Regions from separate parts of the Mus musculus genome. Here region 2 is linked to region 1. Evidence: chromatin loops called from intact Hi-C (ENCODE). Cell type or tissue: heart. All regions are shown on one strand. Each heading gives the region's core, and the rest is flanking DNA. Links, peaks and the distances in the headings are about the cores only.

Region 1 (7,868 bases), core at 1,374-6,373:
TGGAAGCAGAAGCTTGAGGCAGACGCTCGCATTGCTGCACCCACCATCAGGAAGCAAGCACTGATAAATGCTGGTGCTCGGCTGGCTTTTTGCTTATTTACTCCAGGATCCCAAGCCATGGGGGTGATTTCACCCGTATTTAGGGTGGATTAAATCTCCCTGCCTCAATTATCCCATTCTAGAAACCGCCTCATTTGACATGCCTAGAAACAATCAGTATTCACCACCACGGAACTCCTAGCCAGTATCAGTGACTCAGGTTGGTTCGCCTTCATTTTTACGGCCCAAAATCTCCCTCAATGCTGTTGTTTTTCCTATAGGACGTTTCTCCTGTAACATTTTCTGTCTGTTTTCTTCCCCATTTCTGATGATCCAAATCACTGTTTCCCCAGCATAACCTTATCGCCTGCTCTTCTCTGTTCTGTCCTAGCCAAAACCTCTATGCTCCTTCCAAAGCTTGTGTGCCTGGGTACATACTTCTCTGTGGGCCCCGTTGCATTTGAAGACATGTGGACTAGTCACTTTCTCTCAGTGACTATGTTTTTGCAGGGACTTTAGAACACAAAGGGAACATCAGCTTGCCCCCTTCAGCAAATGGTCTCAAAGCTAGAATAGGCACCTATGGAGGAGCTCAGAGACTGTATCAGCGAGCTACCAAACCTGGTCTTGACAGATTGAGAATGAAGGGTCAGCTCTGTGGAGAGATGTTGTACATAGCACACAAACAAGAACCAGAAGAGAGACCCAAAGGCCACAGTGAACACCTGGGAAAGAGGAAACTTCAAGGGGTGAAGACAGAATGGAAGACACATAGGTTGTAAAGGACTCAGCAGAGAGGACGTAAGAGGAGAAGCAGCTCAGGGTGGAGACTGCCGGAGGGTTACTAAAATGAGCCACGGGACCGCGCGCAAACATCAATTGATAATAAGGCTGGCTTCCTTTTTGTCTTTGTTTTGTCAAATGCTAGCTGGTTGGTTTACAGCCAGCAGAACGTTGGAAGGGAATGGGAGTCAGTGCGTCCTACATACCAATCAGAAATGCAGGGTTGGCACTGGCCAGTTGAGTTCCAGGAGTTTCTCCAAGGAAGAAAGTATATTTTTTTTCCTCTGGAGTTCATTCTCAAGGTTTGACAACAACAGTTACCACCTCGGCATGATGGAAAGGGATGGCTACACACAGCTACAGACTATCTTCCAAAAGGCAAAATGATGGGGGCTACTATAGGAAACAGCGCCGAGAGCTCCCCAGCCCCCACCCCCAATAAAAGCAGAATTGCTATCTGATGCTGTACTTCTCCTTCTAGGACGAATGCTCTACAAATGGAAAGTAGGGACTTGAAGAAGCATTTGCATGCGGGTGATCATGGCTGCATCATTGAACTGAGAAGCAGGGTCTTGGGTTTATACTTGCACGTCCACAGATATGGCTTTGTTGTTTACTGGAGCCACATGGTAGAAGCTCGGCAGTGTCCACCAACAGCAAACAACACAGCATGGGGGATATACCCAGTGTACAAAGTTTTCTTTTCCTTGAAGAGGAAGAAAATTCTGACACATGGGGCAAGGTACATGAGCCCTGAGGACATCTTCCTGAATGAACAAGTGCTGTGCAGTTCTGTCACAGAGACGGGGCAGGAGAGGGGCACAGAGAGGACTGTGTTTGCTGTGGATGACATTTCTGTTTGCCAGATGAAAGCACCTGTGAGCATGAATGACCGTGGTGACAGTATAGCTCCGTGAACGTGTTTAGCAGCACTGAGTGGTACAATGAGAAATGGCCAAGATGGTAAATTTTCTCGTGTATATTTTATCACAATAAGAAATGCCCTTTAGGTATACAGCCTTCATGCTATTAAAGTATCTGCCTTTGTCTGAGAAGCAGGAGCCATTAATCCATCAATCCAACAGGCATCCTTCCCGGTAGATTGTAGGTACAAGGAAATTCACCCTCTTCCAAATTAGATCAAACCATTGTTCTGTGAACGTTCCTTATGGCTTCATGGGCACCAAAGCCTTGGCAGTCATCAACAGGGTTGGAGAAGGGCAAGATTCAGGATGCTGAGGAGGAGATGAAACATCTTATTGGGCTCCAGACTAAAGGCTATTATCTCCTTCAGTGATTTGGGGAAACCAACTCTAGCAGAGAATGCAAAGATTTAAGGGAAGGGAGCATCTTTTTGCCTGGGGAAGAATATGAGAGTGATATTGACCATTGGACATAGCTGTGGACTGACAGTAAGGCAGAGATGGGAACTTGGAGAGTTAGAACCTTTAAAGAAAAGTAGATTCACTCATAGCTACCTCTTTGGTGGCTCATATGCACCAGGCATTGTATTACCAAAGCAAAATGCTGAGGGGGAGGGCAGGAGACCCTTGTCTCCACCATCTTGTTAAGAAAGGCAGTTTTTACTCAGTATCAAACTGTCTAATTCCCTTGCAACTGGGTGGCACCTAGAGGTGCTGACAGATGTTACAGCCCGGAAAGACCACAATGCCCACATCCAGCTTGCATGCAATGGCAGGCTGCCCACCAGCCATTGGTTCAGAGCAAAAAGTTATTAGGTTCTTCTTTAGAAAAGGCAAAAATAGGATCACCAACTAATAGCACCTCCCTAGTGGTTAATGTGGGGTCTGGAGAATGCCAGAGAGCCACCTTTATAGATAGTCCCATCAACTGACAACTGATCCCAGGATGAAAAAAACCCACACTTGTGGGTTACAAAATCCTTGCAGTTGGAGGACAAGATAGAGGAGATGTTGTTAGGAATGGGGCCTTGAGACGCCAGGAATAATCAAGGAAGTTATTTTAGTAGTTAAGTTTCTATTATCTGCCCTAGGCATGGAAGCATCATAAAACTTGGTGGTGCCTTGCCAGGGAATTGCTTTGTGCGCATAGCTGTGGAAATGTTACACATAAGACTGATCAGGAATAATTGGAATGCATGGTAAACAACTCAAACTCTCCAAGATTTAAGGGTCCTAGAGGAAAAACAAGAGAACTCAGTCCATTTTAATGAAGAACTCCAATCATTCAGAATTTAGTAGAATTTCACTCACGTCTGATGGATGGCATGTGACCTTGTGTGTTTGAGCATTTAGGCCAATGTTTGGTTTTAGACATTTAGATTCCACAGTTCATTTTCTCCAGTGAACAATAAGGTTTTGGACTATATTTAAATCATTCAATGGTCCCCTCCTCCTCCTCTCCCTCCCCCCTCCTTCATCACCCTTGTCTTTAAGGGTTTTATTTTGTTTTGCTGGTTTTGTGCTTTGAGACTTGTCATAAAAAGTACTCCAGGGCCAAGGGATGCTACTGACTCAGAACTGAATCTGTATATCTGCAGCCTAGATGGGCCTTGAACTCGTGATTTCCCTGCCTCCACCTCTTGAGGGCTAGAATTACAAGTCATATGCTAACATGTCTGGGTTGTTCAAGAGTTTTTGAGAAGTTGAAGGGGATTCTTGGCTCACCGATTTTTGATGAGAAAGAGACTTTAAGTTCTATATGATTGGCTGTTTATTGCTTATTTGAATTTACAAATGATTTTTTTTTTAAATCATGAAAGCAAAGATGGTCTGTCCATCTTTTTGGACAGAATATAAATGCTGTTTAACTTCTCAACTAATTAAGGTTAAAAAGCCACTGGAATTGGTTAAGTATGTGCAGTTCTTGAGACTGTGCGCTGGGGTTCTTGACAGGAAACATTTGCATAAGCTCTGTGTTACCAGGACGTATTTCCAGAAGAGAGTCTGCCTTGACAAATGTCACAGTGATTCATGACAGTGTTATGTAACTCTATTATGCATTTTGGGTTGAACAACTTGGATTTGTTGCAGGTACAATTCAATTAAATGTGGAATTTTTTTATTTGAACTGATTAGGTAGAGACAGAGCTTTTTACAAAACTCTAATGTGAGCCAGTCTTTTGTTTGGGAATACATCTGTGCAGGTTGTCATGTGGGGATAAAGGAGTTATTGATGCTACCTCTGACTGTCACCGCGGAGGAACTCCCTCCCTCCCACTTGAGCCTCGTATGCGCTTCTCTGCAGTAGATCCGGCTACAGACATCAAGGAAGACAAATGGGAAGATCTGTAGCTGTCAGCCTGGCTCTGTGGTGCTCCTCATCCCTCCAAGGTGCTCCATCCTTACCTTAGCCCCTCCCACCCCCCATGGACCGGAAGCTACACCTTCCCAGGATCGCATTAGGAGAGCAGTTTCCCTGGTCTGGGTGTGCTGCAGACAGGACGGGCATTTTCCTCACAGGAGGTACTAGGAACAGAGCTGGATTCTCAGTTTGGGCAATGCTATGCTCTGGCTCTCAGAACTGAGGCTGCACGTGTGACTCATCCCTGGGCTCAGAGCCTATCTTATGTTCCCACCAGCTCCCTTTTCAGGACCCAGAGGCCTCTCACTTGAGTCCTAATGTCCAAGAAAGACTTCTATGGCAGCTGCTTGGCTGGTCACGTGACTACTATCAGGTGACCTCCCTCTCTAGGGGCAGCCTTCTCCTGCCCATTCCACCTTGGCCAGTGCTTGCTAAAACAGGGAGCTGCCATTTCTCACCCTTCACGTGAGTCCAGCCTGTAGCCCGCAGGCTGCATGTGTCCTATGACAACTAGGAACAAAACTGGGCACATTCGACATACTGTCATGTCAAAAGGGCGCGCACACGTGGAACCCTGCACACTCCCCATCAGCTGGAGTGATTTCATTATCCACAGCCCCATCTGCTCTCTGTCCCTAATCCACCCCCCACCGAAAGGGGACAGTTTCTAGGTCACTCTCTTTTCTGCCCCGTTTCCTTGGGATTTTAGCTACACTCTGAGGCAGGAAAGCCACACAAATTCCTTAGATACCTCTATCTAACGCAAAATAGCTTAGATGTCGTAAATTGCCAATTAATACATTATTTCTGTGAGTGTCTTAGCTAGATTCAGGTAGGGCTGAAAGTAATTTCAGTAATAGCTGAATGTGGGCTTTTGAAGATGAAGAAGAATGATGCTCTCAGGCAGGAGGTGCTAACACTGGGCATGGAGCCAGGTGTGTGAGCCCTGTCTCCAGAAGTCCAGCTCTGCCACTGGGATCTGCTGCAGCTATCCACAGTGGACTCTTGCTGACTTTATCTAAGCTCTCTCTCTCTCTCTCTCTCTCTCTCTCTCTCTCTCTCTCTCTCTCTCTCGCTCTCTCTCTCTCTCTCTCTGATGTTTCTTCTAACATAGACTAAGAAGAGATGGGTCATCACCTGCGGGAGGTTGCATAGTTCCCACTACCTGGAAGAGACTATCAGATAGCACTTGGTCTTTGCTTTTGACACACTAGTGGTTATGCTGGTTAAATTTTCTCAACTTAGCTAGAGTCAACTAAGAGGGAAACTTAGTTGTGGGATTGCCTCCATCAGAGTGCCAGTAGGTAATATCTGTGGAACATTTTCTTAACACTGATGTGAGAGGGTGGAGTCCACTATGGCGGAGCCACTGCTGGGCAAGAGGTTCTGGGTAGTACCAGAATGCAGTTTGAGCAAGGCAGTAAGCAGCGTTCCTGTATAGTCTGGCTCCGTGTTCCTGCCTTGAGTTCCTGCTCTGACTTCCATTTACGACGTACTGGAAACTATAAACAGAAATAAACCCTTTGCTCCCCAAGTTGCTTCCATTCTGGTATTGATCACAGCAGCCTTAAGCAGACTAGTACAGTGATTACAAAGTTGTTTACTGAGACCTGAGCAGCTTGCATTTGCCTTCCTTCTCCAGACCTAGTCTCAGTGACTCTTGGAGAGAATAAGGCAGTCGTTTTACAAAACTTCCGTTTCCTGCGTGTGTGAGTGGGAGCTCTCTCTTTGTGTGAGCTCTTGTGCGCCCATGCACAGTCCTAGATCACAGTGTGGTCAATCATCTGTTTACTGAGGTTCATCATTAAACAGAGTGTCAAGGTCACTGATCCAGTTCAAATCTCCCATTTACCTCTAAGCAAACAGAGGGGAAGTGAATGGTTGGCCATAATCCATTAAGCTAACCAGTGACGGCTAGAGAGAGTGGAACGGGAGATTTTCCTCACCCTCCTCTTCTGCCACATTCTGTTGAGCGCTTCGGAGGCTGAATCGATACACTTCTGTTCCTTTTGAGTATGAGTCACAAAATACAGTAGTTGTCAAAAAAACACATCATGTTTTATGGCTATTGCTACATGGAACCAGCATAGATGCCCAGCAAGAGCTGAACGGATAAATAAAATGTAATGTTACACACACACACATATATACTCACTCTCTCTCTCTCTCTCTCTCTCTCTCTCTCTCTCTCATACACACACACACACACACACACACACACACACACACACACACTGGAGTTTGCTAAGCCATAATGATGCTATGAATCTGATAGAGCTGGAGATCATCATGTTAAGCAAAATAGGCCAGACTCAGAAAGACAAGTATTTCAAACCTCTCATTTATTGAATTTAGACTTAAATTTAAATATTGGGAGGGCTATGATGAGAGAAAAGGAACAAGACAGGGTAGTTGCTGTGGGAGGGAGGCAGATGTATCACACATATCTGCAGCATCTAGGGATGTGTGTGTGCGTGACAAAGAGACAGAGAGCAACAGAGAGACAGAGAGAGACAGAGAGAGGGAGAGAGAGAACTATGAAGGGAAGAAGAGAAATACTGAGAAGAGGGGGAAGTGGGTAGGAGGGTGAGAGTCAAGTATGTACAAGGTACAATTATACACCTACATGAAAATGTCATAATAAAATTCATTATTTTGTATGCTAACCAAATATTTATACTAAAAAAATATCTGCAGCATCCATCACTTACTTCTACTTTGTTACAGGAAGAGGACAGGGGAGTAACACGTGGCAGGAGATACATGTGGTGAGAGAGTCGGAAACACAGGGATCTAAGCCAGCTCCAGAGACACCCGTGGATGGAGACCAGGAGACAAGATGCTCTGCCCCATAAGAAGAATGGAAGTTTGGGGAGATGCCCCACCAGGGGTGTCCAGAGGCTATGACCCTAGAGGGTAAGCGGGGAATCAGTTCAGAAGTCACGAAAGCATGGCTCTAACAAATGTACCTGAGGATAATTGTCTACTTATCAAGCCCTGCACTTGGCTGGGAGACGGTTGTCTTGTTAGCCACTACTCTCCTGTTCTCTACCGTTTCCTACATCTGCCTGTTGTCAGGGTAGGCCCTTGATAAATAATGTTCCCTTAACATTCTGTCTTAATTAGGATTTCTAGTGATAGGATGAAACACAAGGCAACCTGAGCAGGAAAAGGTTTATTTCAGCTTATACTTCCAGATCAGAGTCCATCACAGAGGGGAGGCAGGGCAGGAACTCAAACAGGGAGGAGTCTGGAGCCAGGAGCTGATGCAGAGGCCATAGAGGAGTGCTACTTACTGGCTTGTTCGATATGGCTAGCTTGATGTGTTTTATATACACCCAAGGACCAGCTGCCCAGCCGTGATACCGCTCCCTGTGGGATGGGTCCTCCCACACCAATCATTAGTTCAGACAATACTCCATAGGTTTGCCTACAGGCCAGTCTTATAGGCATTGTCTCAGTTGTGGCTCCCTCTTCTTGGGTAACACTAGCTTGTGTTAAGTTAACATAAAAATAGCCAGCATGTATGCAATAACAGTTATAAATTTCCAGGAACTTAAACATTGTGACCAGGCCTAGCATTTGTGACCCATGAGAATATTAAAGTGTACTTTATAAAACAACACTCCATGACTATGGCCTCAAGGCCACCAGGTCTCGCTCTCTTTGTTCCAAGCTCAGTTGGCCTGCTCTTCAGCACAATTCAGCAGAGCTCAGGATAGTCTAACAGTGAGGCTGGTCTCTGGGCCCCAGCAGCTAGA
Region 2 (7,868 bases), core at 1,041-6,040, 87 kb before region 1:
CAAACCCTGTGGAGTACCAGGAAGCACCGTGACTCTGTGAGCTGGGGCCCAGAGGCCATGGGTGTGATGTGGAAGGGCTGCTGGCATCTGGCCTGACTGCAGGCGGGAGCTGCCCTTGTCTGATGCTGCAGGAAGGGAGGGGCTGAAGGTAACCCGAGTTTCCATTGCTTCAAGAAAAAGCTAGGGCCTAGATCTTTATAGAATTATGATTCCTTAAATCTAACAATTAGCATATATTTAAAAGCTAAAACAATACCTCTCTCGATGCACCTGGTGCATAGGCTGCCTGCGCTGGCCTTTGTCTTCCATATGCAGCTATGACTGGACTCTGAGGGCTAGGCAGCCCTGGGCATATGACTTGATATCTGCCTACTTTGGGCTCAGTCCCTAGGATGCTGTGGTGTTTCCTCACATAGCTAAGAAAATAATGTTCTTTCCCCAAACTTAGACTTGGCAGGTGGGTGGATTTCTGGTTTGAGAGTTGAATCTTAAAAAATAAAGAGCACCCCTGATAGGAGAGTGGCATTTCTTCTCAGGCACATTGCTACTCTTTGGAGCCTGGGAGGTTCTCATGGCCCTGAGTCGTCTAGGTCAAGGCAAGGGTGACCTGGCTCTCATTTTCAGGATGCCCAGATGACTTTGTGTCCCAAAAGTAGTTTTTGTTTGTTTGTTTGTTTGTTTGTCACACAGAACAAAGACACAACTGCCTGGAACTAATTACTTTGTATACCTGGAGTTGCCTTTTTCTCTGATGAGTAGTCTCAACAGAAAGGATTCCACCCCATCAGGTGTGTGTTTTATAATTGCATGGCTGCCTTAGGCTCAGAGGCCCCAAATGTAAGAATGAAACTGGAAGTGCGTTGAATGGCATGGTATCAGGGACAGGCCTTCAGTCTTGGTGGGCAGTGTGGAAATGAGACTTCTTCCCAGGGTGCCACCGAGTGCTGAGCTCTGGTGGACAGAAAGGGACAGCTAGCTTCATCTTGTGTTGTTTGCCTTCCTTGAGCCTACCTGGAGTGACCAGGGGAGTTTGTGGCTAAGCCTCACATACCTGTTTTGTGAGGCACTGAGGGTGCAGGGAGCCAAAGGCAGCAAGCTCTCCAGAGTGAGTCCAGGGTGTAGCCAAGGATGAGAAACCCTTTGAGAGATGGGGCCCATCCCGTTAGATCCAAGCTGCCAAGCTCAAGATGGTAGTTTCTAGAACATTCGACCAAGACTACTCCTTACAGATTGCTGGGGAAATTCTTCCAGGGTTTCCTGCCGTCAACTTCAAATTCCACCCTGGGAACTAGTACTGAATACTAGAAGCATACACAGAGTTTAAATTTGCTTCACCATTCGCCAGCTGGGCGGCCTGAGCCGACTCTGACAGCTGCAGTTTCTCACCTAGTGCAAGAGAGAAGTGCTGGCCTTGCTTGCTGCACGGAGCTGTGTCAGCACAAACCTCCATTCAAGGATGGCTCAGAAGACAGTGTCTGCATAAGGAAGCTCAGTGGACACTCCCTATTTCTGTTCTGCCTCCCCCTGTCCCACTGGAGGCCCCCTCATCTCAGGCAACCTTTGTAGATGGACCTGACCCAATCTTGTTTGCTCTCTTTCTGAAGAGGCTCACCGAATGCTCACTGCACATCTCCCACTGTACGTGGAGGAGGCTTCTATGAGGTGACCTTGGGAACAGGCTCCTAGAAAGTAGGCCAACTGGTGTCTCTAGTGAGGACCCCTTAATTGCCCTGCACACAGGGAAAGGTAAAGTTGGAGAGGGTAGCATGGTTTTGGGTGATGAATGGTCCATCAGGATACCCATGATGCACCAGACACTGTATTGGGCATCGAGGATTGCTGGCACAGGTGCCTCCTGGAACAGAGCTTCCAGCCTGTGGACGATGGTTTGTACCCCATTAGCAAATGTAAAGGTAAAGGACAAGATGTTTAAAGAGAGGATTTGAGGGAGACATAAGAGAAATTATCATGAATTAGAAGAATAGCCAAAAGACTTAACTCAGGGAGAAAATAAAGGGAAGTGCCATTTCTACTCATAAACGTATAGGGCTTCTCGTGACACAGGGTCACAGTGATGGCTATAAATTTAGATACATTCAATGGTGACTTGATAATGGGTCAGTGATGGAGCCACCCCGACCTTCTGGAAAGGAATATCATAAAAGCAACCTTCATCTCTGCATCACACCTTCGCATATGGGGTCTGCTGCATGTTCTGCACCCAGAGGGATACAGTCACAGGGACACGATGGGCAGTAGACATGAGGCCTCCCTATTTGGGCAGAGATTAGCAATGCCAGAAAGGTACAGGCTGCCCCTCTTTAGAGGAGTTTAGCTAAGAGTGGAAGGTTATTGGCCACAGGCTGCCCATCCCCCCATCCCCAGATAGAGGGGAGTTTCTTATTTCTGGTATAGTAGGCAGGAATGGACAGAGCAATCTCTTGTAGAGACTGAGGGTTCTGGAACCTCGGTGGCTGGTATCCACCCATGCTTTCTGATTTGAGCATTGTTTTGTTGGCCTCTGGAAGAAAACAGTGTCCTGGGAAAATAGGATGTCAGAGGTGAATTTAACAGCAGAGTAGGAAAAGTTGCCAGCAAAAAGAAAGTGGCAGGGGAGGGTGGGTGTTCTCTCTCTGTGTGTGTGTGTGTGTGCGCGCTCGCGCGTGTGTATAGTACCAGAAGTTCAATGACAGAGCAGCAGGGGATGCATGTAAGGGACATGTGCCTGAGGTTTTTAGACGGTTTGAGGTAGGAATAACATAATGTGACAGGAGAGAGATCAGAAGTCTGGGCGGCAGGCGGCAGGCTCTGTGCTCAGCGCTTCCCATGCTAGCCAATTTCCTCAGGCTTGCAGCTTAAAGAGCAAATGACATTACTGTCCCCTTTATCAGGTGAGGACATAGGCTCTAGGAGGATCTGTATTGTTCCCAGTATGGGGTAGTCTGGCTGGGTAAGGAGCCTTTCAGTAGGGAGTTAAGACTCAGAGCTTGGCACCGCAGGCTGGGTGAAGGCAACACTGGTGACAGGCTGGGGGACTCAGAGGATGCAGGCTGAGTGTCCATGTCAGCTTGCTGGGTGCAGGTTGCTGGCTATGCTCTGCTGCCCCATGGGGTTTCCTGGCAACTCACGAAGCAAATGCCAGGGCCAAGAGGGACAGGGTGGAAAGTGTTTCCGACGGAATGGAAAGAGAGTGCCAACTTGCCTCTCCCCATATACTGGTCACTGAGCTAATAAAAACATCTGAAGGATCACTGGGTTTGGATCCTGTGGGCGAGATGGCCATTACTGCTGAGGCATGGGAAAATGCTCAGGAAACAAGGATTTCCTTGGGACTCGACTGTCACAACCGAAAAGAAAACACACACGGAATGGAGAGCCCATGAAGAGATTCCAGGACATTCCCAAGGAGAAGGTAAGATTTAAGAGGATTCTGGGTAGGGATAGAAAGAAAATATATAGCCCATGTGGGCATCTCTTAGCTTGCTGGCTTTTCCTGTCAGTTGATTTCTTTGCAAGACTCAGCTCAGCCTAAGATTTGGAGGAGGCGAAATTGTAGATTTGCATCACAGCCTTAAGGAAAGCACCTGGAACCTCCGAGGCTCTATATTCTGGACTCTAAAGGGGCTCATGGCAACTGCGTAGGACACTGTGAGCCTGTAACACCACGCAGTAGTTACTCACTGCATTTGCCTCATGCCATCGACAGTGACAGTCCTAGCAGGGGCACAGGGGAGACTCACTGTCAAGCTCTGCTGAGGCATGGAGACAGTGAGACAGGATTATCAGGAAGACGCTGAAGACAGAATGGCCAGAACCAGGATAAATGAGATTTAACGCTGTTGAAGTTAAGTAGAAGCCACAGCTATGAGGCGATCAGCTCAGAAATATGCAGTTTGGAGATCTGAGGAGATGACATTTGAGATGACATGATAAGCCGGTCTTGTCCCAGTAATATAGAGATGCAGGATGCAGCAGAAGGTCCCTGAGTGTGCATTACAACTCAAAGACCAGGCTAGGAAGAGGAGGGAGTGAGACTCACAACCCAGGCTCAGGAGTAGGGATCTTTGAATTCAGTTTAAGGGGTGAAGACCAACATTTAGAACGCTGTAGTAGCCAGGCGTGATGCTTGTAATCCTGTCACAAGGGGATGACAGTGGAGCAGAGTCAGGAGGATTGCTCAAATTTAAGGTCATCCTGATCTTACATAGTTAATCCTAGAACAGCCAGGAATACATAGATATATTCTATCCCAAACAAAACAAAATACAGCTGAACCACAGCATAAAAATACAAAACCTAAATAAATGAATAAATAAGTGAATAAATGCAGGACACACACACATACACACATATACATATGCATATACACATCACATATACACATACATACATACACAATATACACATATGCGGACATATACACACGTACACACACATACATACACAATTACACATATACACACACACATCCACATAAACATACATACATGCACACACACAGCAACCAAAATACCACCCCACCATCACCACCACTGCAGGTTATGCCCTCATTTTTATATCCTGGTGTTCTCAGGTATGCTCACATATGTTACTTGCCTCAGTTTCCCCTTTTGCACTGGGACACCTGTATAGTCTGATTCATTTAACTCTGTTAGTGTTCCTCAGAGGACCAGCCTCCCTCACAGCAGAAAGGCACAAGTTCCCTGCAGCGGGCATTATCCCTGGCGATAATCCCCCTGCTCCCGGAGCAAAGACCCTGGGGCTGAGCTGTCTCTGCAGTCTTCCCCAGTTTAGAGTAGAAACAGAAGCACCCAGTTAACTGTAAATATCAGAATAAAACACATACATTTTTAAAGTATATCTCAAATGCTGAGTGAGATACACTAAAAAAATTAGTCGTTGCTCATCTGGGATTCAAATTGAAGCAGATACCTGTGTTTTATTTGGCAGCTTTAAGTAATAAACAGAGCAAACAGAGGGAAATTTAGAAGATTAAGACTTTAAAATGCCTCCAACTAAAAAACTTTGCGCTTTAATATGATCATAAATTAACAGCTGTATTGCATTATGCAAATTTATGTTAAGTTATTCACTCTCTGTCATCACACCCCAGTAAAGATTGTATATATGACATTTAGAGGAAAATGACATCTCCTGATAAGGGTTTTGCTCTGCATTTTGAGGCAGCTGACTACCTATGCCTGATCACTGGAGCCTGGCCTCCTTGTGTAAGTGACTCAGGAAGTTCTTTCTGTCCAGGACCCTGGAGAACGGTCCCAGGAGTGGTGGTTTCTATGGCTGTTGGGAGATGTATACCCCTGCCCAAGAATGGCGCCTCCTGGCCTGATCACCTGTGCTCAAGGAACTCACCAGGAGGCGGGGCTCTATCTGAAAAATCTGTCATTCTGTCTCTTGGGGCAGTCATACACAAGGAGAAAGACATCTCTAGTCTGATGTCCCACCAGTTGGCTAATTTAATGTTCAAGCAGACATAGGTGTCTGTCATTAGCTATCCTTAGACAGGAGCACTTGATTGGCTCATTTAGAGACCTTACCTTCCTGAATGATAAATAAATAAATAAATAAATAAATAAACCCACTATATTTCTTTCCTTTTTCTTCCTTTCCATTTATTTACTTATATTTGCTTGCTTATTTATTTATTTATTTATTTCCTGAGACAAATACCCTTTTCAGATAGCCCAGGCTGGATTTGAATTAGCTCTGTAGCTGAGGACTTTCAATTATAAAGCCTTTATTTCCTGGGTACCCTGCTTATATGTGTGTACCTACCCTTGGGTGACTGCTTCTTAAGGTTGTGGCACAGCTGATGGAGGAGGTGCCCATTTCTGTTCTGGAAGGAAGGGTCAAGCCTTGCAAGGGGCACATGACCTTTGTTAACCTGGTACCAAGTAAAACTTAGAAGCCAGGAAGCCAGATGGCTTTCAGGAGATCTCAGAATGCCAGGGCTGTCTTGGAAAGTGGCTGTTGGCAGAAATAAGCAACAGGGAAGAAGGCAGGTAAGAGGGCCTAGAATGATCTGGAACTGAAAGTGGTGATGTTGAAGAGGCAGTACCAGGCTTCTCGTGGGTGCTGAAGCATGCCATCCTACAGACCCAGGCCATCACTGTTCTAAACACTTATGGACTCAGGAGGGCAACAAGGGCTCCACTGGCCTTCTTAGAGAGGACACTGGTTCTTCAAGCTACACAGATAAGTGAGCATGGGCCTTGGGCCAGGAAGCTGCAACACAGTGTGATTCTGGGACATCTCCTAATGCCCTTTCCTTATTTCCTTATTTACAAAGCAAAGGTAGGTAGCTCAGTAGTCAAGTGTCTGCCTTACCATATATGAAGTCCTGAATTTAATTCCCAGTAAAGCATGCATGCATGCGTGCAAACAAGTGTGCGTGATGACTTATGGTTTTTTTTTTTTTGCTTTAATCATCATCTGCTGAGCACTCAGGTCTTGATATGATGAGGCCCACAAGCCTAGAGAATAGTTTAGCATCCTGAGACACTGCTTGGGGTGGGCATCTCTCTCCTAACAGTGCATCTCGTAATCTGTCAGACTGGGTGTGCACCTCCCTTCGTACAACGGACATAAGTTCCTCTTCCCCTTGACAAGGATCAAACGAAACCTTCTCCTTTATGAACAGTTTCTACTGGAACGCATACCAGAATGTGTCTGTGTATAGAAGGCAGCGGGCCTCGTATGTTTTACACTGCCATTGAGTGCATGCATGTGTAGTCCAGCAAACTGTATCCTCTGAGTGAACATGAAGGGAGACTTCCCTACTTACCACCTACAGCTCTACATAGTTAAGCACACATATGATTCAAACCATCACGGGAAGGGACATACTCAATGAGCAAAGATTTCCCAGATTCATCCTTCTATTAAACCCTATGGGGGGAAAGTCTCAAACAGTAAGAAGGTCCTTTGAGTTCCCTCATGGTGTGGTCGGCTGTCACTCCTGACAGTGTGTGTCTTCCTGATCTGCTCCAGTGTTACTTTGCAATCTCTTTGTGTGTGCACCTTTATTTTAATTCTTTGATTAAGATGTCAAGAACCCGGCAACACCTGGCCCAGACCCTGACCGTTGGAACTCACGACAGACCCTGCACTGGTAGAGGGACAGTCATGCCTGCCCCGGGCGGAACAAGCTGAAGAGACTTCTACCCATGAGAAGGTGTGCGGGGGAGCTCCTGAGGTCGGAGCTCCTTGCCTTTCTGAGATGGTGAAAGCAGGTACGTTCCAGGGCGTGGAGTCTGTGGCTTTCTTGGTCTTGGGGCTGTGACAGCTGAAAAGCTAAGAGGGCCTAAGGCTTGAGCATGGACCAAGAGGAAGGTGGGGTTGCTGGAAATGCGCACTCAAGATGCCTCACCGGCAAGGACAGACTACACTCATGGGCCTCTTCTGGCAAGGCTGGCCCACATGCAAATGGATGATGGGATCTGAAGGAGGCTCGAATCAGCAAGGCCTTTGAAACTTGACGTAGGAGGTCAGGAGCAGGACAGGGGCAGGGGTAATATTCACAGTCCTTCCTTAGAACTTTGGAGAAAAGAGCAAGGTTGGAAAGGTCACAGACTACTGCAGAGAGGCCAGACCCAGACTTCCCAGAACTCCAGGTAGACACTACAGGCACTATTAAGTAGGCTTTAAGGAAACATTTGAGGGACAGGAAGAAAAATGCAGCCAGATATCTGACGGGCTTGGTGCATAAATCATCCCCAGGGAAGGGAACTGTCTGTCTGAAGCTGGGATGAATAGAGGAATTCTTGATAGAACAGATTTTACATAGGAAGAAAAAACTAATAATACATGGAAGTATCTATAGAGATTAATTTAAGAGATCCAAGGGCAGA

What was found. Hi-C counts contacts between places; a loop is a spot of excess contacts. Peaks named below come from ENCODE experiments on the same cell type or tissue, not always from the same donor. Only the 100,000 strongest peaks of a DNase experiment are listed, where the experiment ranks them.
Region 2: a loop joins it to region 1, with 1.8 times the contacts of the local background. A loop is called at or near these places in 2 of 42 quality-filtered maps.

Annotation. Positions count from the first base shown.
Region 1 is chr6:38,957,741-38,965,608 of GRCm38, reverse strand. All of the region lies in intron 3 of Tbxas1 (thromboxane A synthase 1, platelet), which reads right to left. It overlaps Gm52859 (a long non-coding RNA gene), which reads left to right. Exons shown (of 2, transcript XR_003956281.1): 1 at 1-259; 2 at 1,304-3,873. Among named protein-coding and RNA genes, the nearest start is that of Gm52859, 4.3 kb to the left of the region's middle. In heart, for the core only: no CTCF peak of the experiment used is centred there; a DNase peak (open chromatin) is centred at 4,448; H3K27ac peaks cover 683 bases.
Region 2 is chr6:39,044,550-39,052,417 of GRCm38, reverse strand. All of the region lies in intron 9 of Tbxas1 (thromboxane A synthase 1, platelet), which reads right to left. Gm46989 (a long non-coding RNA gene) reads left to right here. Exons shown (of 3, transcript XR_003956280.1): 3 at 7,063-7,868. Among named protein-coding and RNA genes, the nearest start is that of Gm46989, 6.3 kb to the left of the region's middle. In heart, for the core only: no CTCF peak of the experiment used is centred there; a DNase peak (open chromatin) is centred at 3,117; H3K27me3 peaks cover 323 bases.